Linked DNA regions of Homo sapiens: region 1 is linked to region 2. A link is an interaction called in ENCODE POLR2A ChIA-PET data of the cell type or tissue named here. Cell type or tissue: PC-9. All regions are shown on one strand. Each heading gives the region's core, and the rest is flanking DNA. Links, peaks and the distances in the headings are about the cores only. Region 1 overlaps CPD (carboxypeptidase D). Region 2 overlaps GOSR1 (golgi SNAP receptor complex member 1).

The links. Peaks named below come from ENCODE experiments on the same cell type or tissue, not always from the same donor. Only the 100,000 strongest peaks of a DNase experiment are listed, where the experiment ranks them.
Region 1: POLR2A ChIA-PET joins it to region 2 with 6 read pairs; 4 of 35 experiments call an interaction of 5 or more read pairs at or near these places.

The regions. Positions count from the first base shown.
Region 1 is chr17:30,397,141-30,409,738 of GRCh38, reverse strand. All of the region lies in intron 2 of CPD (carboxypeptidase D), which reads right to left. Among named protein-coding and RNA genes, the nearest start is that of CPD, 25 kb to the right of the region's middle. RefSeq lists an enhancer at 4,064-4,735. In PC-9, for the core only: no CTCF peak of the experiment used is centred there; a DNase peak (open chromatin) is centred at 4,348; H3K27ac peaks cover 1,906 bases.
Region 2 is chr17:30,512,363-30,524,960 of GRCh38, reverse strand. GOSR1 (golgi SNAP receptor complex member 1) reads right to left here. Exons shown (of 9, transcript NM_001007025.2): 8 at 4,940-5,022; 9 at 1-2,707. The coding sequence ends at 2,583. Among named protein-coding and RNA genes, the nearest start is that of GOSR1, 41 kb to the right of the region's middle. In PC-9, for the core only: no CTCF peak of the experiment used is centred there; no DNase peak of the experiment used is centred there.

The sequences.
Region 1 (12,598 bases), core at 3,309-5,808, 110 kb after region 2:
AAGAATCAAATAGATGCAATAAAAAATGATAAAGGGGATATCACCACCGATCCCACAGAAATACAAACTACCATCAGAGAATACTATAAACCGCTCTACACAAATAAACTAGAAAATCTAGAAGAAATGGATAAATTTCCGGACACATACACCCTCCCAAGACTAAACCAGGAGGAAGTTGAATCTCTTAATAGACCAATAACAGGTTTTGAAATTGAGGCAATAATAGCCTACCAACCAAATAAAGTCCAGGAGCAGAGGGATTCACCGCTGAATTCTACCAGAGGTACAAAGAGGAGCTGGTACCATTCCTTCTGAAACTATTCCAATCAGTAGAAAAGGAGGGAATCCTCCCTAACTCATTTTATGAGGCCAGCATCATCCTGATAACCAAAGCCTGGCAGAGACACAACAAAAAAAGAGAATTTTAGACCAATATCCCTGATGAATGTCGATGCGAAAATCCTTAATAAAATAATGGAAAACCGAATCCAGAAGCACATCAAAAAGCTTATCCACCACGATCAAGTCAGCTTCATCCCTGGGATGCAAGGCTGTTTCAACATATGCAAATCAATAAATGTAATCCATCACATAAACACAACCAAATGACAAAAACCACATGATTATCTCAATAGATACTGAAAAGGCCTTAGACAAAATTCAACAGCCCTTCATGCTAAAAACTCTCAATAAACTAGGTATTGATGGAATGTATCTCAAAATAATAAGAGCTATTTATAACAAACCCACAGTCAGTATCATACTGAATGGGCAAGCATTCCCTTTGAAAACTGGCACAAGAATACTGTGCCAGTTTTTTTGAATACTGCAAGCATTCCCTTTGAAAACTGGCACAACACAAGGATGCCCTCTCTCACCACTCCTGTTCAACATAGTGTTGGAAGTTCTGGCCAGGGCAATCAGGCAAGAGAAAGAAATAAAGGGTATTCAACTAGGAAAAGAGGAACTCAAATTGTCCCTGTTTGCAGATGGCATGACTGTATATTTAGAAAACTCCATGGTCTCAGCCCCAAATCTCCTTAAGCTGATAAGCAACTTCAGCAAAGTCTCAGGATACAAAATCAATGTGCAAAAATCACAAGCATTCCTATACACCAATAACAGACATACAGAGAGCCAAATCATGAGTGAACTCCCATTCACAATTGCTACAAAGAGAATAAAATACCTAGGAATACAACTTACAAGGGATGTGAAAGACCTTTTCAAGGAGAACTACAAACCACTGCTCAATGAAATAAAAGAAGACACAAACAAATGGAAGAACATTCCATGCTCATGGATAGGAAGAATCAATATCGTGAAAATGGCCATACTGCCCAAGGTCATTTATAGATTCAATGCCATCCCCATCAAGCTACCAATTACTTTCTTCACAGAATTGGAAAAAACTACTTTAAACTTCATATGGAACCAAATAAGAGCCTGCATAGCCAAGACAATCCTAAGCAAAAAGAACAAAGCTGGAGGCATCATGCTACCTGACTTCAAACTATACTACAAGGCTACAGTCACCAAAATAGCATAGTACTGGTACCAAAACAGATACAGAACAGAACAGAGGCCTTAGAAATAACACCACACATCTACAACCATCTGATATTTGACAAACCTGACAAAAACAAGAAATGGGCAAAGGATTCCCTATTCAATAAATGGTGCTGGGAAAAGTGGGTAGCCATATGTAGGAAGCTGAAACTGGATCCCTTCCTTACACCTCATACAAAAATTAACTCAAGATGTTTTAAAGAATTAAACGTACGACCTAAAAGCATAAAAACCCTAGAAGAAAATCTAGGCAATACCATTGAGGACATAGGCATGGACAAAGACTTCATGACTAAAACACCAAAAGCAATGGCAACAAAAGCCAAAATAGACAAATGGGATCTAACTAAACTAAAGAGCTTCTGCACAGCAAAAGAAACTACCATCAGAGTGAACAGGCAACCTACAGAATGGGAGAAAATTTTTGCAATCTGCCCATCTGACAAAGGGCTAATATCCAGAATCTATAAAGAACTTAAACAAATTTACAAGAAAAAAACAAACAACCCCATCAAAAAGTGGGCAAAGGAAAGGAACAGACACTTCTCAAAAGAAGACATTTATGCAGCCAACAGACACAGGAAAAAATGCTCATCATCACTGGTCATCAGAGAAACGCAAATCAAAACCACAATGAGATACCATTTCATGCCAGTTAGAATGGCGATCATTAAAAAGTCAGGAAACAATAGATACTGGAGACGATGTAGAGAAACTGGAAAGCTTTTACACTGTTGGTGGGAGTGTAAATTAGTTCAACCATTGTGGAAGTCAGTGTGGCGATTCCTCAAGGATCTAGAACTAGAAATAACATTTGACCCAGCGATCCTATTACTGGGTATATACCCAAAGGATTATAAATCATGCTACTATAAAGACACATGCACATGTATGTTTATTGCGGCACTATTCACAATAGCAAAGACTTGGAACCAACCCAAGTGTCCATCAATGACAGACTGGATTAAGAAAATGTGCACATATACACCATGGAATACAATGCAGCCATAAAAAAGAATGAGTTCATGTCCTTTGCAGGGACATAGATGAAGCTGGAAACTACCACATTCTCAGCAAACTATCACAAGGACAGAAAACCAAACACCGTATGTTCTCACTCATAGGTGGGAATTGAACAATGAGAACACATGGACACAGGGCAGGGAACATCATACACCAGGACCTGTAGGCGGGTGGGGTACTGGGGGAGGGATAGCATTAGGAGAAATACCTAATGTAAATGATAAGCTGATGGGTGCAGCAAACCAACATGACACATGTATACCTATGTAACAAACCTGCACATTATGCACATGTACCCTAGAACTTAAAGTATAATAAAAAAGAAAAAATAATAATAACAATTTCAGGGCCATATAAATGTAAACTAATCTAAGGGTTTTTTTGCATATGTAAAATTTAATAGCTGTGTTAATTTGCAAACATGGCCAACTCACACTTTCATTATGCTAGAAGGCAATGACGTAGAGTAACACTATAATCCCCAGGCTTGAGTCCTAGCATTCTTTTGTCTATCCCTTAATTGTCCTATTTTAGCAGCAATTTAAGAAATACTAGCTAAGACCCAGCAAGAAGATCAAGTTTACAGTAACATTTTAGAGTGTTACCTAATCAGGTTTTTAAAGGTAACTTTAATTGGACCATAACTTGTGAATTCCATCTAATGACACATACAAATATATCCCCCAGGTAGCAAGTAGGGAGGAAGGACAGAAATCATTTTAAAATAAGACTTAATTCCAAGAGAAGAAAATACATTTAGCATCCTTAGTTTGACAGAGCATATAATATAAATATTGACTTTTTAATATATATCTCTACAAACAATTACTAAAAGTCAGATTCATGGAGACAAGCCTCTTTTATTTTAGGTCTTATAGACTGATTTTAATATTAGCTTCACAGTGTAAAATCTAATGGAAATAGAAAATATTAGTTGAATCCTGACATACAGTCCCCAAATTTTTCTTTGATAAGACCATATTTAAGTTAAATAAAAAGTCATGTAAAATGACACTGGAAATAAAAAGATGACTACTTAAAAACAATATAAAAATCAATATTTTTTACTGTATTTCAGCAATAATCAGCAAATATAATTTTTAAAAAGTTTCCAGCAACGAAATCACAAAATGTATAGGATGAAGTATAATAAAATGCATAATATAAATCAATATTATAAAATGCTACTGAGGGATGTAGGAGATTTTAGTAAAGTGTATTATGCCTCTAGATAAGAGGCTTATAAAAATATCAAATTTCCCCAAATTAATTTATAAATATTATGAAAACATAGATTTTTTTGTTGCAACTGGACATAATGATTTAGAAGTTAAACTGTACCAGTAACTTTGTGAGAATTTCTGAGAAATGGCTGAGAATATCTCCCAAAAAATTAAAAAATAAGAGTGGTTTAAGAGGGGACCTGCATTGCCATATTACTAAAATACATATAATAAAACTACACTTACTAAAGCAGTTCACTTCAGGTATAAAAATAAAGAGACCAACGGAACAACATAGAAATCACAGTAACTGAAACAAAAGCATTTGGAATATGATCAAGGTATTTAAAACCAATGGGGGAAAAAATTAGTAACTCTTACATGGTTAAAAGTGGTTGACTAGGTTAACTAGGTGGCAAAAAATACTGGTGGAGTTTTACATCATATTGTGAAAGGTATGCCAAATTCACTCAATTCACTATGCCAAAAGAAAAAAATTAAGCTGAAAGCTGAGTCATGCAAGAAGCTGCCTTTCCTTTTGTTCCTAAGCAGATAGCTACAGATAAAGGGGTAAATATCTCCACAGGTAGCTCTTTCATGTTCACCTTATCTCATGAAAAGTGCCCATTTACTGAGCATGAGATGAATACATAATTGACTATTCCCCCAACTGCTCCTTTTCTCTTGCACTATGTGGATGACCTTTACTCTTTCCCCTCCAGCTCACTTTTCCCCTTTAAATATTGAAGCCCTCAAAAGTCATCTTTGGAGAAAGGGAAAGACCACAGACGGTTTCTGTGACTGTATTTATGTCTTCCGGGCATGTCCTTAACCTTGGCAAAATAAACTTCTAAATTGATTGAGACCCATCTTAGAGACAGATACTTTTTGGTTTACAGTATCATACCAAGTAAACTCTTTAATCCATATGGAATTTAACATAAAAATGAAGCCATTAATGAAACCAGAAGCCAACATAAATGTTTTTACTCTCTCAGAATGAGGAAAGCCCTTCTAAGTATGACAACAAAGTAGTATAAAACCATGAGAGGAATAATAGATGAATAGATTTAACTACCTAAAAGATTTAACTACCTAACAGATTCAACTACCAAAAAGCTAGTAAAATATCTGTTGGCCAAAAAGCTGCCATCAGAAATTTTAAAGAAAATGAAAGATGAAGTGTCTTTCATTAAAAAGAAAGAAAAAAAAGAGATGACAAAGGATTATAGAACATTTCTGGGTGAAAATTTAGTAATATGAATATAAAATCTTTAAAATAGGTATGACCTCAACCAGAAATTCCTTTTCTAGAAATTTATTCCAAGATAATAGCTATAAGGATGAGGGCTATAGTATTCAAATTGAAAGAGCATAAAACTGGAAGCAATCTAAATGTTCAAAAATGAAAGACCAGTTTAGTAAATTATGATATAAAATGGGCTACTATGCAGCCATTTAAATTACTGCAGGCATATATTTATTGTCACGATATTTACCATGCATCAAAAAAGGTTATAAAACGGCATATACAAGGCAAATATTTTTGCATGATACTTTGAATTTTATTCTTCTTTGAAGCATACAGAGGTTCTTAAATAATTTCCTTTCACTTAAGTATTAAGTAAATGATTCAAAAGAATTTTGACAATCTAGTTAACACGGTGCTTTAAAGCCTTTTTAAAAGTCAAGTTTATGGAGGTATAATAACTTATATGCTATAAAATTCATCCCATTTACATGTACAGTGCAATGTATACAGTCACATAACTACCACCACAATAAAAATACAGAACATTTCTATATCCCAGAAGGTTCCCAGACCCTGGGTTACCATTAATCTAATTTCTTTCCCTATATTTCTGCCTTCTCTAGAATGTCATATAAATAAAATCATATAGTATATAGCCTTTTGTATTAGGCTTCTTTCACTTAGCATAATGCTTTTGAGACTCATCTATATTCTTCATATATAAATGGTCCATTACATTACTAAGTATTCTATTGAATAAAAGTAGTTCAATTTGCTTATCTGTTCATCATGTGATGGTTATTTCAGTTGTTTCTTGTTTTTTGGTGATTAAAGCTGTGCATAGATCTTAATGTGGGCATATGTTTTCCTATCTTTTGGGTAAATATCTAGAGGTGGCATGGAGGGATCTTATAGTAAGTTTAACTTTGTAAGAAATTGTTTTCTAAAGTGGTTGTACCATATTCATATTACCACCAGCAATGTATCCATGTTTTAGTTATTCTGCATCATCACCTAACAAGTTGCTCATGCCACTGGAAAGTCTCTTAAATTTTAAGCATTCTAGTGGAAGACGAGTGGTATCTAATTGTGGTTTTAATTTGTATTTCACTGATAACAAATGATATTGCACATCCTTTCTTTCCCATGAAAGGAGATCTTTCATGTCTTTATTTATCTTCTATACTGGAGACCCTGGAAGACAGAGACTTTAGTGAGATGGCAGATATGAGGGAATGTGAGAAAGGGATCTCATAAAATTGCCTGTGACCACCTGGGATCATCTCTAAACTGCACATGTACAGGTCTGACCTTAAACAGCACACCAAAAGCACTGAGAACTGAACTACAAAACAGGTTACTGCCCAGCACCCAGACTGGCCCCTGAGTGGTGCACATACAGTACAGATCTGAATAGCACTATAAAGGCTTTGAAAACTGAACTGACATTGGAATTACAGCTTACATAAGGCGAGTCAAAACTTGCAGCTGAACCTAACTGGGTCATTCCCTGATGGCACAAACAGACAAGTATTATTATTTTTATTTTATTTTATTTTTTTGAGATGGAGTTTCATTCTTGTTGCCCAGTCTGGAGTGCAATGGCACTATCTCTGCTCACCGCAACCTCCACCTCCCAGGTTAAAGCGATTCTCCTGCCTCAGCCTCCTGAGTAGCTGTGATTACAAGCATGTGCCACCATGCCCAGCTAATTTTGTATTTTTAGTAGAGACAGGGTTTCTCCATGTTGGTTAGGCTGGTCTTGAATTCTTGACCTCAGGTGATCTGCCCGCCTCGGCCTCTCAAAGTGCTGGGATTATAGGTGTGAGCCACCACACCCAGCCAACAAGTATTATGTTTTAATAGGATTTAAACAAGACCCAGATCTCATAGCATAAGATTCAAAATGTCCAGGATATAATCCAAAATTATTTGACATTCAAATAACCAGTAAAAGCTCAATATATTATAAAGAAAAAAAGTCAACAGACACCAACTCCAATGTGACACAGATGCTGGAATTACCAGACTAACCTTAAAGCAGTTATTATAACCATGTTACAAGGAATTAAGGTTTTCGTTTTGTTTTGGTTTGGTTTTTTTGAGACAGAGTCTCGCTCTGTCACCCAGGCTTGAGTGCAGTGGCACGATCTCAGTTCACTGCAACCTCTGCCTCTCAGGTTCAAGCAATTCTCGTCCCTCAGCCTTCTGAGTAGCTGGGATTACAGGCATGTGCCACCATGTCCAGCTAATTTTTGTATTTTTAGTAGAGACAGGGTTTCACCATGTTGGCCAGGCTGGTCTCAAACTCTGGACCTCAAGTAATCCACCCACCTTGGCCTCCCGAATTGCTGAGATTACAGGTGTGAACCACCACGCCCAGCCTTCCAAGGAAGTAAGATTAAACAGTCTTAAAGTAAAAGAAAGATACCAAACATGCAAAATAGAAAAAAGTAGAAATTTCAGAATTTCAGAAAAATACAGTAACTAAATTAAAAAAATAAACTGAATGGGTTTAATGGAAGAATGGAAATGATAGGAAAAAGTGAGTTATCTTGAAGATGGGTAAGTAGAAATTGCCTTATGAATAACAGAGAAAGAAGAAAAAAAGATCTGAAAAAAAAGAAGAAAAAATTTTAAGAACAATAGCAAAAGGCCTACTATTGTTATCACTGGAGTCTCAGGAGAGAAAAAAAAATGGCGCCATGCTATTTAAAAAAAAAAAAAAAGTGAAATAATGGCTAGAAACACCATAAATTTGGCAAAAGACAAAAACTTACATTTCAAGAAGCTCAGCAAATCTCAAACACTATAAGTGCAAAAAAATCCATGCATGGGTATTTTATAATCAAACTGCTGAAAACCAAAGACAGAAAAAAAGTCAGCTGGGCACAATGGCTCATGCCTGTAATCTCAACATTTTGGGAGACCGAGGCAGGCGGATCCCTTGAGCCCAGGAGTTTGAGACCAGCTGGGGCAACATGTTGAAAACCTGTCTCTACAAAAAATACAAAAAAATAAGCCAGGTGTTGTGACACGTGCCTGTAGTCCCGGCTGCTTAGGAGGCTGAGGCAAGAAAATAGCTTGAGCCTGGGAGGCAGAGGTTGCAGTGAGCCACGACCGCACCACTGCACTCCAGCCTGGGAAACACAGCCAAACTCTGTCTCACAATAATAATAACAGGAAGAGGAAGAAGAAGAAGAAGAGGAAGAAGAAGAAGAAGATGAGGAAGAAGAAGAGGAAGAGGAGGAAGAGGAAGAAGAGGAGGAGGAAGAAGAGGAAGAGGAGGAAGAAGAGGAAGAGGAGGAAGAAGAGGAAGAGGAGGAAGAAGAGGAAGAGGAAGAAGAGGAGGAAGAGGAAGAGGAGTAAGAGGAGAAAGAGGAGGAGAAGGAAGAAGGAGGAGGAGAAGGAGAAGGAGAAGAAGCAGCAGCAGAAGCAGAAGAAGCAGAAGCAGAAGCAGCAGCAGCAGCAGCAATAAAATAGTCTTGAAAGTGGCCATAGAAAAATGATGTGCGTATAAAGGGGAAGAAAAATTCAAATGACTGAATTTCTCAGCAGAAGCCATGGAGGCCAGAAGGCAATGGCACAAAATTATTAAAGCACTCTAAAAAACAAACAGCAAAAACAACAAACTACAATCCACAACCCCGAGTTTTATATCCAATAAAAATGTCCTTCAAGAAGGATGGCAAGGCCGGGTGCAGTGGCTCACGCCTGTAATCCCAGCACTCTGGGAGGCCGAGACGGGCGGATCACGAGGTCAGGAGATCAAGACTATCTTGGCTAACATGGTGAAACCCCATCTCCACTAAAAATACAAAATACAAAAAAAAAAAAAAAAAAATTAACCGGGCGTGGTGGTAGGCGCCTGTAGTCCCAGCTACTCAGGAGGCTGAGGCAGGAGAATGGAGTGAACCCAGGAGGCAAAGCTTGCGGTGAGCTGAGATCGCGCCATGCACTCCAGCCTGGGCAACAGAGTAAGACTCCATCTCAAAAAAAAAAAAAAAAAAAAAAAAGAATGATGGCAAAATACACATTCTCAGAGATGGAAAACTAAGATAATCCATTATAAGCATACTTGCTTTAAAAGAAATGCTAAAGAAGGCTCTTCAGGCAGAAGAGAAGTTATACCACAGAGAAACTTAGAACTTCAGGAATGAATGAAAAGCAACAGAAATGGTAAATACAATCAGCTATTTTTCTCCCCTTAAGTCCCTTAGACTGTGTATGACAGTTGAAAGTAAAAATTATAACATTGTCTAGTAGGGTTTTCAGTGCAGCATATATATATAAGTTAAGTACAACATAAAAGGGGAGGATAAAGGGTATGGTGGGTAGGTTCGTACATTCCTCTTGAAGTAAAATATTAATTTTAGGTAGAACTGTGAAAAGTTAAGTAGTAACTTGTATTTACTAGAGCAACTAAAAGATATCGTTGAAAACACAATCCAATAGAAGGCAGGAAAAAGGAAGCAGTGGGATTAAAATGAGAGAGGCAAACTGAAAAATGAGAAAGTAGACCTAAATCCAAACATAACAATAATTATATTCAGTGTAAATGGTGCAAACACACCAACTAAAAGACAGGAATTGTAAAACTCATTAAAAAACAAGGCCCAACTCTATGCAACTACAAGAAACACAATTTATTTACTTATTATTTATTTATTTATTTTTTGAGACAGAGTCTCGCTGTATTACCCAGGTTGGAGTGCAGTGGTACAATCTCGGCTCACTGTAACCTCTGCCTCCCGGTTTCCTAAGCATTCTCTTGCCTCAGCCTCTCGAGTAGCTGGGATTACAGGTGCCTGCCACCATGCCCAGCTAATTTTTGTATTTTTATTAGAGATGGGGTTTCACCATTTTGGCCAGGCTGGTCTCGAACTCCTGACCTCAAGTGATCCACCTGCCTCAGCCTCCAAAAGTGCTGGGATTACAGGCATGAGCCACCGCACCAGGTCAGAAACTCACTTTAAATATAATGGTATAGGTAAGTTAAAAGAAAGGAAAAAAATACACCATACACACACAAATCAAAAGATGGAGTAGCTATATGACTATCAGGTAAAATAGACTTCAGAGCAAGGAAAAATGCCAGAGATAAAGAGGGACATTACATAACGATAAAAGTGTAGATTCACCAAAACGACATAATTCTAGATGTGCATGCAACAATCAGAATTTTGAAATATATAAAACAAAAATTTATAGAACTAAAAGGAAAAATGGGTAAATCCACAATTTTGGTTGCACATTTCAACATTCTTCTCTCAGTAATCAGCAGAAAAGACAATCAGCAAAGGATAGAGAAAAATGTAATAATACTATCAACTAACTAGATCTATAAATGATATTTATACTATACCCCACCCAACAATGGCAGAATACACATGCTTTTCAAGTACAAATGGAACATGCACCAAGTCTGACCATATCCTAGGTCAAACTTTGTATGATTTAAGTTTGACCTAGGTCAAACTTACATACAAAGGGTGTTCTCTGACCACGATGTTATTATATTGAAATCAATAACATAAATATATTATAAAATATTTATCTCTGTCTTGATACAATCTCATAAAAGTAAAGCACGTTTCCTCTGAGTCTATAATAATGAACTGTTTTCAGAAGGCAATTAATGAGTTGTGATGTCTACCTTTATCTTCTTCAAACTCATAAATGTCTGAAGAGTAGCAAACTAATTTTTATTTCATAAGACAAAAAGATAAACTATCCTAGCATTAGAATATCAAAACGTCTTTATTCATCAACTTCAAGTTTTGGTTTAGGAATTTTTTTTTAATTATTTAAAAAAATTTTTTTTATTTTTAAAATTATTTTTAAATTTATTTTTTTAATTATTTTAAAACATGGAACCAAATGGGGACATTAAGTTATGAATAATTCAAGAATTTTTTGTGAGATGTCACAGATAGGCATTATTTGCCATCTATGTTAAACTTAACATTTATTTTTCTGAAACCAAATGTCAAAGACTGTATAATAAGTAATCCTAACTAAGTAGCTGGTTCAGGTTTGTTGTCTTAATTTTTTTTTTCTCAACACAAAACCTACTTACCCAAAGCTAGAGTTCACCCAAACAGGGAGCAGCCACTGATCTGTAGATAGGCCTGACATTAATAACAGCTGCAGCTACTGCCAGATTCAGTTAATATATTTGCTTATCTTTTTAAGTTGATATGTCATTTGGCTCAACAAAGATTAAAGGAGAAATGTCAGGTTTCAGAATATCTTTATTCAGCCAAAGAAAATTTTAATTTTGGAAGTAAAACATTCAGTTACAGGCACACCTCAAAGCAATAAAGCACTTTAATAGTATAAATGATCTGCAATTTATCCTACTTATTAACAATCATAAATAAGCGAGTTTCTATTATTCTATTATTATTCTATTCTATTATTCTATTCTGTTCTATTCTATTCTATTATTCTGTTCTATTCTACTATTAGTCTCTCAGGGGGTTATATAAACCAATGATCTTCAATTTGTTTGTTAATACTAAAATAACTGAAAAAATATGCGACGCTTCACAAATTTTTAAGTTGGTATTCACAAGTTTTCATCTTAAGTTTAAATAGTTGTAAACAAAGGAATATCCTGCATAATGTAAATTTTTCTCTTTTTTTTTTTTTGTAGAGACAGTGTCTCACTATTTTGCCCAGGCTGGTCTCGAACTCCTGGGCACAAGCAATCCTCCCACCTTGGCCTCTTAAAGTGCTGGAATTACACTGTGTGAACCACTGCACCATGACCAGTTTTTTTTAAATAAAACTTTTATATTATTATTTTAAATATATCCAAATAAAAATGCCAGAGATTTGATTTCTAGAAATATCTATTTAAAAGTTGCCTGAACATGCCTCTTTAAGGAATTTTATATCTTCTTTTTTTTTTTTTTTTTTTTTTTTTGAGACAGGAGTCTTGCTCTGTCACCCAAGCTGCAGTGCAGTGGCGTAGTCACAGCTCACTGCAGCCTTGCCCTCCAGGCTCAAGTGATCCTCCCACCTTAGCCTCCTGAGTAGACTGGACTGCAGATGTGCACCACCATGCCTGGCTAATTTTTTTATTTTTACTTTTTGTAGAGACATATCTCACTATGTTGCTCAGGCTGGTCTTGAAGTCCTCAGCTCAACTAATCCTTCTGCATCGGCCTCCCAAAGTGCCAGGATCATAGGCCTGAGCCACCATACCCAGCCACATCTTCTCTTTTTCTCTTTGAACTTTTTTTCCATTCTACTTCCTCCACAGAATGCTATTTGAATGTGATATACCTGCATGCTTGAAAGTCTTTCACCAATCATTCTATAATTTTTCAATCTATAGTATGTTAGTGTATTTAAATTTTTCTTAATTTCCAATGACTGTAATGCTCTAAGTATTAATTCTGTGTCCTCTAAATTGAATTATTACAATAGTCACTAGCACACAATTTATCAAAAAGGCATAGTTTTTTTTACAAATTTTGGTAAATAATAAAATAGTAAATATAAGAAATAATTACTGAAA
Region 2 (12,598 bases), core at 4,713-7,212:
TGGTAACAGAAGACAGGTGCAGAGAGAGACAGATTCTGCCACATGCACCCTCAACAGTGAAACCATTCTCTGGATGTTTGGAAATGCTTAACAGATTTGGAATGAACAGATTTTCACAGAACTCAGGATTCCTGGTACATCAGGCAGTAGTCCTTAAACTTTTGCCCATACGTTGTGGAGCATTTACAAAAGCAATTCTCTGGACAGTGAGCCCTCAATGCCTTTTTATATGTGGCTTCTTGAATAGATCACATTAGAAATTGAGCAGTCCCCTTCCTCAGCTACCAGTGTCAATGCTGGTATGAGGAGGAGCAGTGGGGGCACTGACAGACACTGGTGATTCGTTTCTTTTATCATAGTGGAACTGAGATTTCATTTCTTTTCAGTAGAAAATATTAATCCAAGGGAAGAATTAAAAAAAAAATGGAAACAATGACTGGTGCCTTAAATATAAGACTGTCATTCTTGATGTTTTTCCAGCAATACAGTTAACCCCAGTGTACTTGTAATTTAAAAGAAAAAGACAGTTTTACAGTGATCTCCATTTCAGACAACCTCAAACATGCTGAAGCTGGTCCATCAGCATCTCAAAGAATCTATGAAAAACAGAATTTTCCCCAAATATCAACAGAGTTGAGGAGACAGAGTAGAAATCTATAGCACAGATCATCAAGAAAGAACTTGTGATTTCTCATTATGAGTGTAAAATAAGAGGACAAGAATTATTATTATATTATTTTTTTTTTAATTGATCATTCTTGGGTGTTTCTCGCAGAGGGGGATTTGGCAGGGTCATAGGACAATAGTGGAGGGAAGGTCAGCAGATCAACAAGTGAACAAAGGTCTCTGGTTTTCCTAGGCAGAGGACCCTGCCGCCTTCCGCAGTGTTTGTGTCCCTGGGTACTTGAGATTAGGGAGTGGTGATGACTCTTAAGGAGCATGCTGCCTTCAAGCATCTGTTTAACAAAGCACATCTTGCACCACCCTTAATCCATTTAACCCTGAGTGGACACAGCACATGTTTCAGAGAGCACCAGGTTGGGGGTAAGGTCATAGATCAACAGGATCCCAAGGCAGAAGAATTTTTCTTAGTACAGAACAAAATGAAAAGTCTCCCATGTCTACTTCTTTCTACACAGACACGGCAACCATCCAATTTCTCAATCTTTTCCCCACCTTTCCGCCTTTTCTATTCCACAAAACCGCCATTGTCATCATGGCCCGTTCTCAATGAGCTGCTGGGCACACCTCCCAGATGGGGTGGTGGCCAGGCAGAGGGGCTCCTCACTTCCCAGTAGGGGCGGCCGGGCAGGGGCGGCCGGGCAGAGGCGCCCCCCACCTCCCTCCCGGACGGGGCGGCTGGCCGGGCGGGGGGCTGATCCCCCCCACCTCCCTCCCGGACGGGGCGGCTGGCCGGGCGGGGGGCTGACCCCCCCACCTCCCTCCCGGACGGGGCAGCTGCCCGGGCGTAGACGCTCCTCACTTCCCAGATGGGGTGGCTGCCGGGCGGAGGGGCTCCTCACTTCTCAGACAGGGCGGCTGCCGGGCGGAGGTCTCCTCACTTCTCAGACGGGGTGGCCAGACAGAGACGCTCCTCACCTCCCAGACGGGGTCGCGGCCGGGCAGAGGAGCTCCTCACATCCCAGACGGGGCGGCGGGGCAGAGGCGCTCCCCACATCTCAGACGATGGGCGGCCGGGCAGAGACGCTCCTCACTTCCTAGATGGGATGGCGGCTGGGAAGAGGCGCTCCTCACTTCCTAGATGGGATGGCGGCCGGGCAGAGGCGCTCCTCACTTTCCAGACGGGGTGGCGGCCGGGCAGAGGCTGCAATCTCGGCACTTTGGGAGGCCAAGGCAGGTGGCTGGGAGGTGGAGGTTGTAGTGAGCCGAGATCACGCCACTGCACTCCAGCCTGGGCACCATTGAGCACTGAGTGAACGAGACTCCGTCTGCAATCCCGGCACCTCGGGAGGCCGAGGCAGTCAGGCGTGGCGGCGCTCGCCTGCAATTGCAGGCACTCGGCAGGCTGAGGCAGGAGAATCAGGCAGGGAGGTTGCAGTGAGCCGAGATGGCAGCAGTACAGTCCAGCTTCGGCTCGGCATCAGAGGGAGACCGTGGAAAGAGGGAGACCGTGGGGAGAGGGAGAGGGAGAGGGAAGAATTATTTTTATTCACAATCCAATCTGGCAGCTAAAAGAAAAGCAGTCTTTGGATGTAGAAACCTGGTTTTCTGAAGAGCCCAGCTGTAAGACCTGGCTTGTCATTAGGCTTCAACACTATCATGGAAACACAGAAAACTCTGTTTTTGATTGGTTTACCTGCCTCCTAGGGAGACAAAAGCAACTGAAAACCTTTTTTTTTTTTTTTTAATTAAAAACAGAAAAATGTGTTAGAAAACACAGCACAGAGAAACTGTGGCTTCAGCTCAACCTGACCATGTCACAGAGTCCATCACTGTCAGTCTTGCATTCATCCTGCTGGTCAGGCTAATTATCAAGACAGTCAACTTCTCCCTCCGATGTTTCCTTATTCCAGACCAGGGTGTGAAAGCGGTGGCTGTCAAGAGTCCCTGAAGATGTCCCATCAATGGAACGCATACAGCAGCAACAGGATGGTACAGATCCCAATAACACCCCCTAGGATGAGCGAGTCCCGCCGCTTCCTCAGGTTGATCCTCTGGATCAGGCTGTTTACAGCAGGAAAACGATCTTTGGGAAATCTTTATTAAGGTCATATTTGGAAGAAGCCTCTCTGGCGAAAAGTCGTAGGAATCACAAAAATAGAGATCAGTGGTGTCTAGAAACAGTGATGAAAGGCATGGGGAAGAAACTCACACCAAGGGAATCTTTAGCAGATGCAGTTGCCCAAACCGGGAACGCGCTGCGGCTCAAGGCCCCTAACCAATACACATCTCCCAGTCTTGTGTGTAACACAAATAAGAATAGTAATAGAGAGAGAGGGAGAAGAAAAGGACGATGACAGTTCCCAAGCACTGAGGGCTTACTGCCAGGCTTCAGGTCAGGGTGGGAGCCAGCGTGGCCAGGAATGGAGGAACTCTGGCAGGGAGGCACAGGCATAGCCAGCTCCCATCGCCACCACCACCCATTTCCCTCCCTTTCCTCATTTTCCTTCTCTTTTCCTCTTCTCTCAGGAGACTGGGGAGTTCTGCCTGAGAGTTTGAAGAAATACCTGATCTTTTCCCGCCTTAGATTCAGGCAATTCATGGGAACCAACTCTAAGGTCTATATAATCAGACACTGGTGAATTATTAATATTTTCAAAGTTACTTCGCAGCAGAAGGCAGATACAGGAGGAAAGTGGACTAAACTTTAGCCCTGACCCACACCCATTTTTTTTGATTTTTTTTTTTTTTGAACACATTCTTTTGGAGTAATTGTAAAATTCCCATGTGACTTATTTGTATGAGGCGCTATGCTAGGTTCCAGTATACTACTTTGCCTTAAGGGAACTTAGTGTTGGGCTGGGCAGGGTGGCTCACACCTATAATCCCAGCACTTTGGGAGGCCAAGGCTGAAGGACTGCTTGAGCCTAGGAGTTTGAGACTCGCCTGGGCAACATGGTGAAACCCCATCTCTACAAAACATACAAAAATTAGCCGGGCATGGTGGCACGTGTCTGTAGTCCCAGCTACTCAGAAGGCTGAGGCGGGAGGACTGCATGAACCTGAGAGGCTGGAGGTTGCAGTGAGCTGAGATCGTGCCACTGTACTCCAGCCTGGATGGTAACAGGGTGAGACTCTGTCTTAAAAAAAAAAAAAAAAAAAAAAAAAAAAAGAGAGAGAGAACTTATGGGAGAGATGCTTACAGAGCAGTAGAGAAGAGGTCACAAAGAAGAGTGGTGGTAAATTCTAATGAACAATTGAGAAAGGCTTTAGTGTTTTAAATCATCAGCTATCTGACTCACACTTCTATTTCAAAGTTTCAAAAGTTTCACTAAATACAAACTCTTAAATTCACTGATCAGCTTTTCTGGCTGGCAATTGAGTTCATAGTTTAGTAAAATGAGATAATGTATATAACAGCACTCTGTAAATTTTATAGCCCTATCTAAAATGTGATTTTAGACATGTGGTTTTATACTTAGGGTGACAAGGCAAGAACAAAATTCACAGTGGACTGGAGAATAACAGCACACATCAGGAGAGTCTTTTCCTTAGGCAAAGACATATCAAACTAAAAGTGAACTCAAATTATCTAGGACTACAAGATACTCAGCTTTTGAAAATTCTAGGTTCCTCCCCCTTTGGCAGTTGGGGAGGAAAGCTTTTTGCCTAGAAGGCTTGTCTTTTCAGAGGTTCGCTGAATGAAATGACTCAGAGTGCCAGGCTTTTCTGGTTCCCTAGTGGGTTTCTGGGAAGTATTAATAATCCTAATTTAAAACAGAAAACTGAAACATTTTAAAGTAGAGGTTACAACAAACAAGTGGAGAATGTATCCTAGAATTCAGCCTGTGCATAGAGTTACAAACTCCATCAGTAGCTATAGCTCATCTGCACGGGTGGCTGTCTCCTTCCTTCCCCCTTCCAAGCATCTGCCACTGACTTATCTCTAAATGGGAAAAACAACAAAGGCATATAATTTATCATGTTTAGGTAAGAATAATGTATAGTGTGGAGTTCTAACATGAATTTAAAAGCTTTCTAAAATGTAGAAGAAATTGGTGGATAATTTTTAAATTCACATTTATAATTTTTTTCTTCTACATCTAGTAGTAAGAAACTTCTGAGGTGCAGTCTTTTAGGAATGGTACTAAAGAGCATAAACTTTCACAAAGTAGGAATGCACAGTATATTCATATTATGCAATTACTGATGGGCTCTACTGCTACTGATGATGGCAACCTGCCCCCTATAAAAGCACACACAGACACTTCTCCCCTCTACCCTCAAAACACAGACTGCGAACATTCAAAAAGGATACTGGCCAAAGTGTTCATTTTGCTGTGAATTGACTTCAACATTCCTCTCTGTGAAGTCATATTTTCTTTTGTTGCCATAGCAATGCTGCAAGGGGAAAAAAAGATGACAAATCACCATTTAAGATTATCCTGCCTGGAACCATCATGCCTTTAAAAGTGAAAGAAAACTACAGTGAGCAACATCATCTTAGAAAGCACTGTGCCAGAAAATAAGGGGAAAAAATCACTTCCGAAGCCACTTTACCACTGCGCTTTTTCCAAATGACTCCACTGTTCTCTGATATCTTTTTATACAAGGCAGTAAGCCACTTCCTATGTTTGCTTCAAAATAACAAACAAAATAAGGCATAAACAGACAAATCACATATTACAAAAGCTTCTTAAAATTTAAAGTTTAAAAACTTTAAAAAGTTTAAAAAGAGTTTAAAAAGAAGCCAGCTACTAAAATATCTTTAATCAGGAAAAACTGTTGAAAGGGAATTATAATTATAAAAATAGAAAAGAAATATAAAATATCATAAAATGTGAATACACAACCAGCCCTTAATTTATGAAGAGATTATGTTCCAAAATTCTACTTGAGAACCAACTAGGCATGCATGCAACATTATGCTGGGTTTCCATGATGGCTGACAAAGGTCACAGACTCATTAAACGTGGCTAAAACAGCTGGGTGTGGTGGCTCACGTCTGTAATCCCAGCACCGAATTTGGAAGACCGAGGTGGGAGGATCACTTGAGCCCAAAAGTTCAAGACCATCCTGGGCAATGTGGTGAAATCCCAACTCTACCAAAATAAAAAATTAGCTAGACATGTGTGCCTGTAGTCCCAGCTACTCGGGAGGCTGAGGTGAGAGGATCAATTGAGCCCAGGAGGGGGGGGCTACAGCGAGCTGTGATGGAGCCACTGCACTCTAGCCTGAATAATGGAGCGAGACCCTGTCTCAAAAAAAAGAAAAGATTAAAGAGAAAAGAGAAAGTCACTTTTGGTCGAACACAATCTCTTCCCTGTGACTACCTTGATGTCCTGTTTAAAAGATCTCTTGAGTTAATATCCTTTTTTTGGGGGGGGTTGGGGGTTGGGGGACAGGGTCCTGCTCCGTCACCCAGGCTGGAGCCCAGTGGTGTGACTGTGGCTATTGCAGCCTTGACTCCCTGGGCTCAAGCAATCCTCCCACCTCAGCCTCCTGAGTAGCTGGGACTACAGGCATGTGCCATCATGCCTGGCTAATTTTTTTTTTCTAATTTTTAAATTATTTCTAGAGATGGGGTCTCCCTATGTTGCCCAGGCTGGTCTCAAACTCCTGGGCTCAAGCCATCCTCCTACCTCCGCCTCCCAAAGTGCTGGAGTTATAGGTGTGAGCCACCAAGCTTGGCCCTAAGTTAGTATCATTTTGCTATCACTTCCAGGATTATTCATTTCCCATAGTCTTATCTCTCTGGACATTAGAGCCCTAGAGGGCAGGGTCAGTATCCACTTTGATATGTAACACTCAGAGGAGTGCTTTGCATGTTGACATTATAAATAGCAACAGAAAATGAAATGCTGTTGAGCAATTTTGAAAATATCTATTTTTTTTTTTTTTTAAATCAAGAGATTGAGATTTGGGGAAGATGATGGTGAGAGTATAAATTCCTGACTTGACCTTTGGTCCATTTCCTCCATGGAGTAGCACAAGAATAAAAGCAGACACACTAAGGAGGGTCCATCTGAGGCCCCAAGTTCCCTTGAGATCTCCAGGGAAGAAAGCCAGGTAGAGGGCTATACTCTCTGAAGTGAAGAGAGAACCAGGGAACTGACAGCAGGGAAGCTTAGATTTTTCTTCAAGCTTGAGGCAAAGACCTAGGGCTTCCTTGCTTCCTGAGGAACCCAGACAGTGGAAGACTATGGATCTGCATACACAGGGGTTGCAGTGAAATTGCTCCCAGGCACTGAAGCTGGGAAAGGACTGCTACATGCAGCCAGAAAGATGACAAGCAGAGAGCCGATAGTCTTGTAGCTGGTGTGATGCCCAGCCCCTAAGGGAAGAGCCCAGTGATGGATGCATCACTGCCTGATATGCCATTGCTTAAGAGGCTCTCATAGCTGGATCTATCTGGGAGCTGAGTGAACACATTTTTGGCCAGGTAAGGTCTCACAGAGTAAACCACCATGTATCTTATTGAAGGGAAATGCTAGAAGGAATATTCTAAACAAATGACACATGAATCAAAACTTGAATTTCAAGATTTGAGATGGCAAAAGAGAAACAAAAGTGTGTAAGGAGGTATATACAGGTTGAACATCCCTAATCTGAAAATCAGAAATCCCCAAGACTTCTGGTCCCAAGTATTTTGGATAAGCAACATTCAATCTGTAAAAGAATATTTGTTGAAGCATTTTTGGAATAGTAAAAAATGAACAACAACAGCAAAAAGACCAAAAAAAAAAAATCCCCCAAAACTGGAAGTAACATTTGAATGGTATAATAGATTATGATATAACCATACTTTGGTTATTAAAAAGGATGAGTTAGTATTATTTCTATTAACACGAAGGGGTGTTTATAACATATTGAGTGATTAAAGCAAGCTACGGAATGTGCAGAATATCAATGCTGTAATATTTTCAGAAACAAACACCCTTGGGGATGTTTGTATGACAGTGAAAAAGTTGTATATCAGTAAGATACACAATTGTCACTTAACACAAGTTACTTCAGAGGTTAAGAATGGAGGGGTACTACCAGGAGATTGACTTTTCCTTTATCCATTTTAGTATTAGTTAAGTTGTTACAATAAGAACATTTTGATAATATACAAATGTACTTCGATAATATATAAATATCTAATAAAGAAAAATGAAAAGAACATTAGAAAAATCCCACCTGAGTGATTAAGAAATGTTAACAACATCTGAAGCTACACACACACACAAAATTAACATGGACATGCTAGGATTTAGATCACTTTCAACTGAAATCACAGGCAGTGATTACATAGTATTTGGGTATTTAAAAAAATGAGTTAGGGCTAGGCGCGGTGGCTCATGCCTGTAATCCCAGCACTTTGGGAAGCCAAGGCAGGTGGATCACTTGAGGCCAAGGAGTTCAAGACCAGCCTGGCCAACATGGTGAAACCTCTTCTCTACTAAAAATACAAAAATTAGCCAGGCGTGGTGGTGAGCGCCTGTAATCCCAGCTACTGGGAGGCTGAGGGTGAAGAATCACTTGAAGCCCAGGAGACAGAGGTTGCAGTGAGCTGAGATCGCGCCACTGCACTCCAGCTTGGGTGACAACACAAGACGCAGTCTCAAACAAAACAAAACAAAGTTAGTATTTCTATTAACTTGAAGGGATGTTTATAACATATTGAGTGATTAAAGCAAGCCACAGAATGTATAGAATATGAATCCTCTAATAATTACAGAAACAAACATCTTTGGGGATGTCTGTATGACAGTGAAAAAGGTATCAGAAGGATACACAACTGTCAGTTAACACAAGTTGCTTCAGGGGTTAAGAATGGAGGGGTACTACCAGGAGACTGACTTTTTCTTTTTCTTTTTTTTTGTTTGAGACGGAGTCTTGCTCTGTCACCCAGGCTGGAGTGCAGTGGCGCGATCTTGGCTCACTGCAACCTCCGCCTCCCAGGTTCATGCCATTCTCCTGCCTCAGCCTCCTGAGTAGCTGGGACTACAGGCGCCTGCCACCACGCCCAGCTAATTTTTTGTATTTTTAGTAGAGACGGGGTTTCACCGTGTTAGCCAGGATGGTCTCGAACTCCTGCCCTCGTGATCCGCCCGCCTCAGCCTCCCAAAGTGCTGGGATTACAGGCGTGAGCCACCGCGCCCGGCTGACTTTTTCTTTATCCGTTTTAGTATTATTTAAGTTGTTACAATAAGAACACTGTACTTGTATAATATACAATATACAAGTGTCTAATAAAAGAAAAATGAAAACATTAGAAAAATTCCACTTGATTAAGAAACGTTAAATAACATTTGAAGCTACACACACAATTAACATGGACACACTAGGATTTGGATCACTTTCAACTGAAATCACAGGCAATATCTGCAAATTTAGAAAATGAAAAGTCCTAGAGAATATTACAGTTCTTCCAGGGTCCTGATTTCCTATGTGTTTTAATGCTGACAATCCCATCTTCCCAATACTTTTAGGCCTATTCTAGAAAAATATCTGTTCATGTGGAGATATTATGGTCTGGTCTTTTGAAATGACATTTCAGAATAAAGAAATGTAACTGGGTAAAACTAAAACAAACAAAAAAATACATTAGCAGCTCCAAATCCACCACTGTGATGCACCTCAATAAAATTATGAGTCAAGCAATGATTTTAAAAAGTTTTCCACAGATCTCAGAAATGCTCAAGAATGGAAGGGATCACTCTCTCTGAGGGCAGAACTGTGGAGTAGGGTTAAAAATGGAGATTTGTAGAAATTTGTACAAGGAGTTGCCATAACCCAAAATTGCCCTTCCTAACGCATGCAGCTAGGTGGCTGCCCCTAGTCCAGTAGAAGACCTAGCTCAGGAGAAGAGACATAGAGGTCTGGCAATTTGAAGTCCCCAGTGAAACAGCCAGGTCCGCCTGATCACGCATGGTGAGGCCTAACACTCAACAAGTGTCACCACCCTATGCTCACAGGATGAGTTTCCCAACACACATTCTTTTCACAACATGGAGAAACACCATGTCTACAGAAAAATACAAAAAAAAAAAAAAAAAATTAGCTGGGCATGGTGGTGTGTGCCAGTAGTACCAGCTATTCAGAATGCTGAGGTGGGAAGATTGCTTGAGCCCAGAAGGTCAAGGCTGCAGTAAGCCATGATCATGTCACTGCACTCCAGCCTGGGTAACAGCAATGAGTGACTGGAAGCTCATCCTCTTTTGGAGTCACACCCTTAAATATGAAGGAACAGCCAATAATCACTAGATGTGTGAGGAGGTAACATGAAAGGCAGAGTTCAAATAAACCACCCAGCAAACAGAAAAGTGAGGCTGAGCAAACAGGGCAATAAAGGAAGCTCAAGAAACTCTAAAATAAAATTACATTTAATGTTTTCAGAGAGATAAAAGATTACTACATCCACAAAACATACACATAAATGTGTGTATCTGTCTCTCACGAAAGAGCTCATGTAAATTAAATGAAGAGCTGATATAAAAATGTAATAGAAGAATTGGAAGGAGAAATTCAGTAAATCTCCCAGAATGTTAAACAAAAAGATCAACAGAAACAGAGAGAAGGTAAGAAAGGATCAATTCAGAAGGCCCAACACATAACCTTTTTAATATTTTTTTGCATGAAACAACAGAGAAAGAAGAGGGAAGAAAATGATAAAGAACGTTAAGATAATTTCCAAGAACTGAAGATGAGTTTCCAGATTGTAAGAGTTCACTCAATGCCCAGAGCATTGGACTGGAAAAGACGCATGCCACTGTGGACTTTAGAAGCATGCCAGCCTGGACTTTAGAAGCAATGCCTTTAAAAATTTCAAAATTATTTCCAACTCAGAATTCTATCTTGGTTAGGTTAAATAATGAATCAAGAATACGAGCAGAATAAAGACTTTTTGGATGTGGGCAGTCCAAAACAATTTACCTCCTGTTCTTTCTCAGGAAGTTACTAAGGACATGGTTCAGCATAATAAGGGAATAAAGTAAGAAAGTGGAAGGCACTAATCCCAAGTAGGTAATCCAATAGAGGAAATTATTTTAGGGTAATGGAGGAAGGACATCTAGGACCAGAACAATGTTGGAGGTGTAGAGAATCACCAGTCAAGATTAGAGCAGAAGGAGGGAGCGATGTCAACCACACAATACACTGAATTTTTGATCCCCAAATGAAAGGAACACAAGAAGAGCTTAACAAACAACTTCCTTTGCATCATTTAGTTCTTATTCATAATTTTTCAGTTTGAGAGATTATGACAAAATGTGATACATTGAAAATGTGGCTGTTTTGTAGAAAAGTTTACAAGGTATTGCAAGTAGATACTATGGTCTTGTATAAAGTAACAGCTTTCAAACCTATGCTGGCCCATATATCAATCTTTGAATGATATATTATTATTTTTTTGAGACACGGCCTCACTGTGCCATGCAGGCACGGCTGCAGTAGCACCATCATGGCAGCCTTGACCTCATGGGTGCAAGTGCTCCTCCTGCCTCAGCCTTCCAAGTGGTTGGCTTACAGATGTGCACCACCATGCCTAGCTTTTTAGAAACAATTTTGTAAAGATGGGGTCTCACTATGTTGCTCTGGCTGACTCGAGTTTCTGGCCTCAAGCAGTCCTCCCGCCTCAGCCTCCCAAAGTGTTAGGATCATAGGTGTGAGCCACCATGCTGGGCCTGCTTCTGTTTTTCAAACTGGAACTATCACCATTTCCTGTAGACTTTGACTCACAAGTGGACAGAGGTTAAAAAATAATTTCTGCAAAGCACTTTGTATTCCTTGGGGAATAGATATCATCATCATACATTATGTTAACTTGTTGAAGATGCATGATTTCCAGTACCACAAAGTATATCTAGACATACTTTCTCATCTCATTTCATGACTCAGAGTCAAGCAGAATGAAATCTAGGCTGTTATTTCAAGGGTCAAATATTTAGAAGCAAAATATAAGCTCTAAATAATACATAATGCTTTTAAAATGATAAATCATTGATATGCTTACAGGAACTTCAACTTTCTTACCTGTTACCTGCTCTGTGAACTGAACTCAGTCACCTTTTTTTCAACAACAGATAATACAAGTCATACATTTAAAGGTTAGAAATGAATTTATAAATGTTAAAAATGCTAGTTCTTTTCAATAAGTTGATGTCAAAGTCTATATTCAGTTGCTCACATAGTTTTAAAATGTATCTCTAAAAGGAAAAGGTAAATTTTTCCATATGGAATATGCAAAAATACTATTTGACACAAACTTTATATTCTTCATAAGAAATCATAACTAGCTTTATACTCAGTGAAACTTTTCTTGTAATGCCTATCATATTTTGAAACAAGGGAAAATACTGAAATAAAAGACCTAATAACATGTTTTCTAACTAGCAAAATAATAGTAACAATTCAATGGTTCTCAATTGTTCCTTTTAATTTCTTTTTTGCCCTATGAGGTACCCCAAGTTTTTATACTCATATTACCAGCCCTTAAATAGGCCAGTTCTGAAGTGAAAGCTTAATTAAGGCAGCCTGGCCCTAGAAGAGCAGGCAGAAAGAAAGGGAAATAAAGGAAAAAAGAAAAAGGATGATTGGGAAACTTTAAGTAAAGAATTCCTGGCAAAATGTGATCAGATCTCATGTGCTGATGAAAAGGAAAAAGTTACAAGGAAGAAACTTCAGTCAACATAAGGAAATTCTGTGAAAACTTTCTTCAGGTGGAAGGCTCAGCACATACAATTTAAACAAAAATTCAAGACACAATCATGGCTTACTGTTATAAAAGACTAAAATGTATTAAGATGATTAATGATGGAAAATATTCCAATCCACTGAATAAAGAATCCATGAAGCCATACAAAAGAAACAGATATTTAGGAAACGAACACTGAAATATTTAGGAGTAAAGAGCATCAATGTATGTTAAACTTTGTAGAAGTTGGGTAAAGGGTATATAGGACTTCTTTTCACTACTGAAATTTTTCTGAAA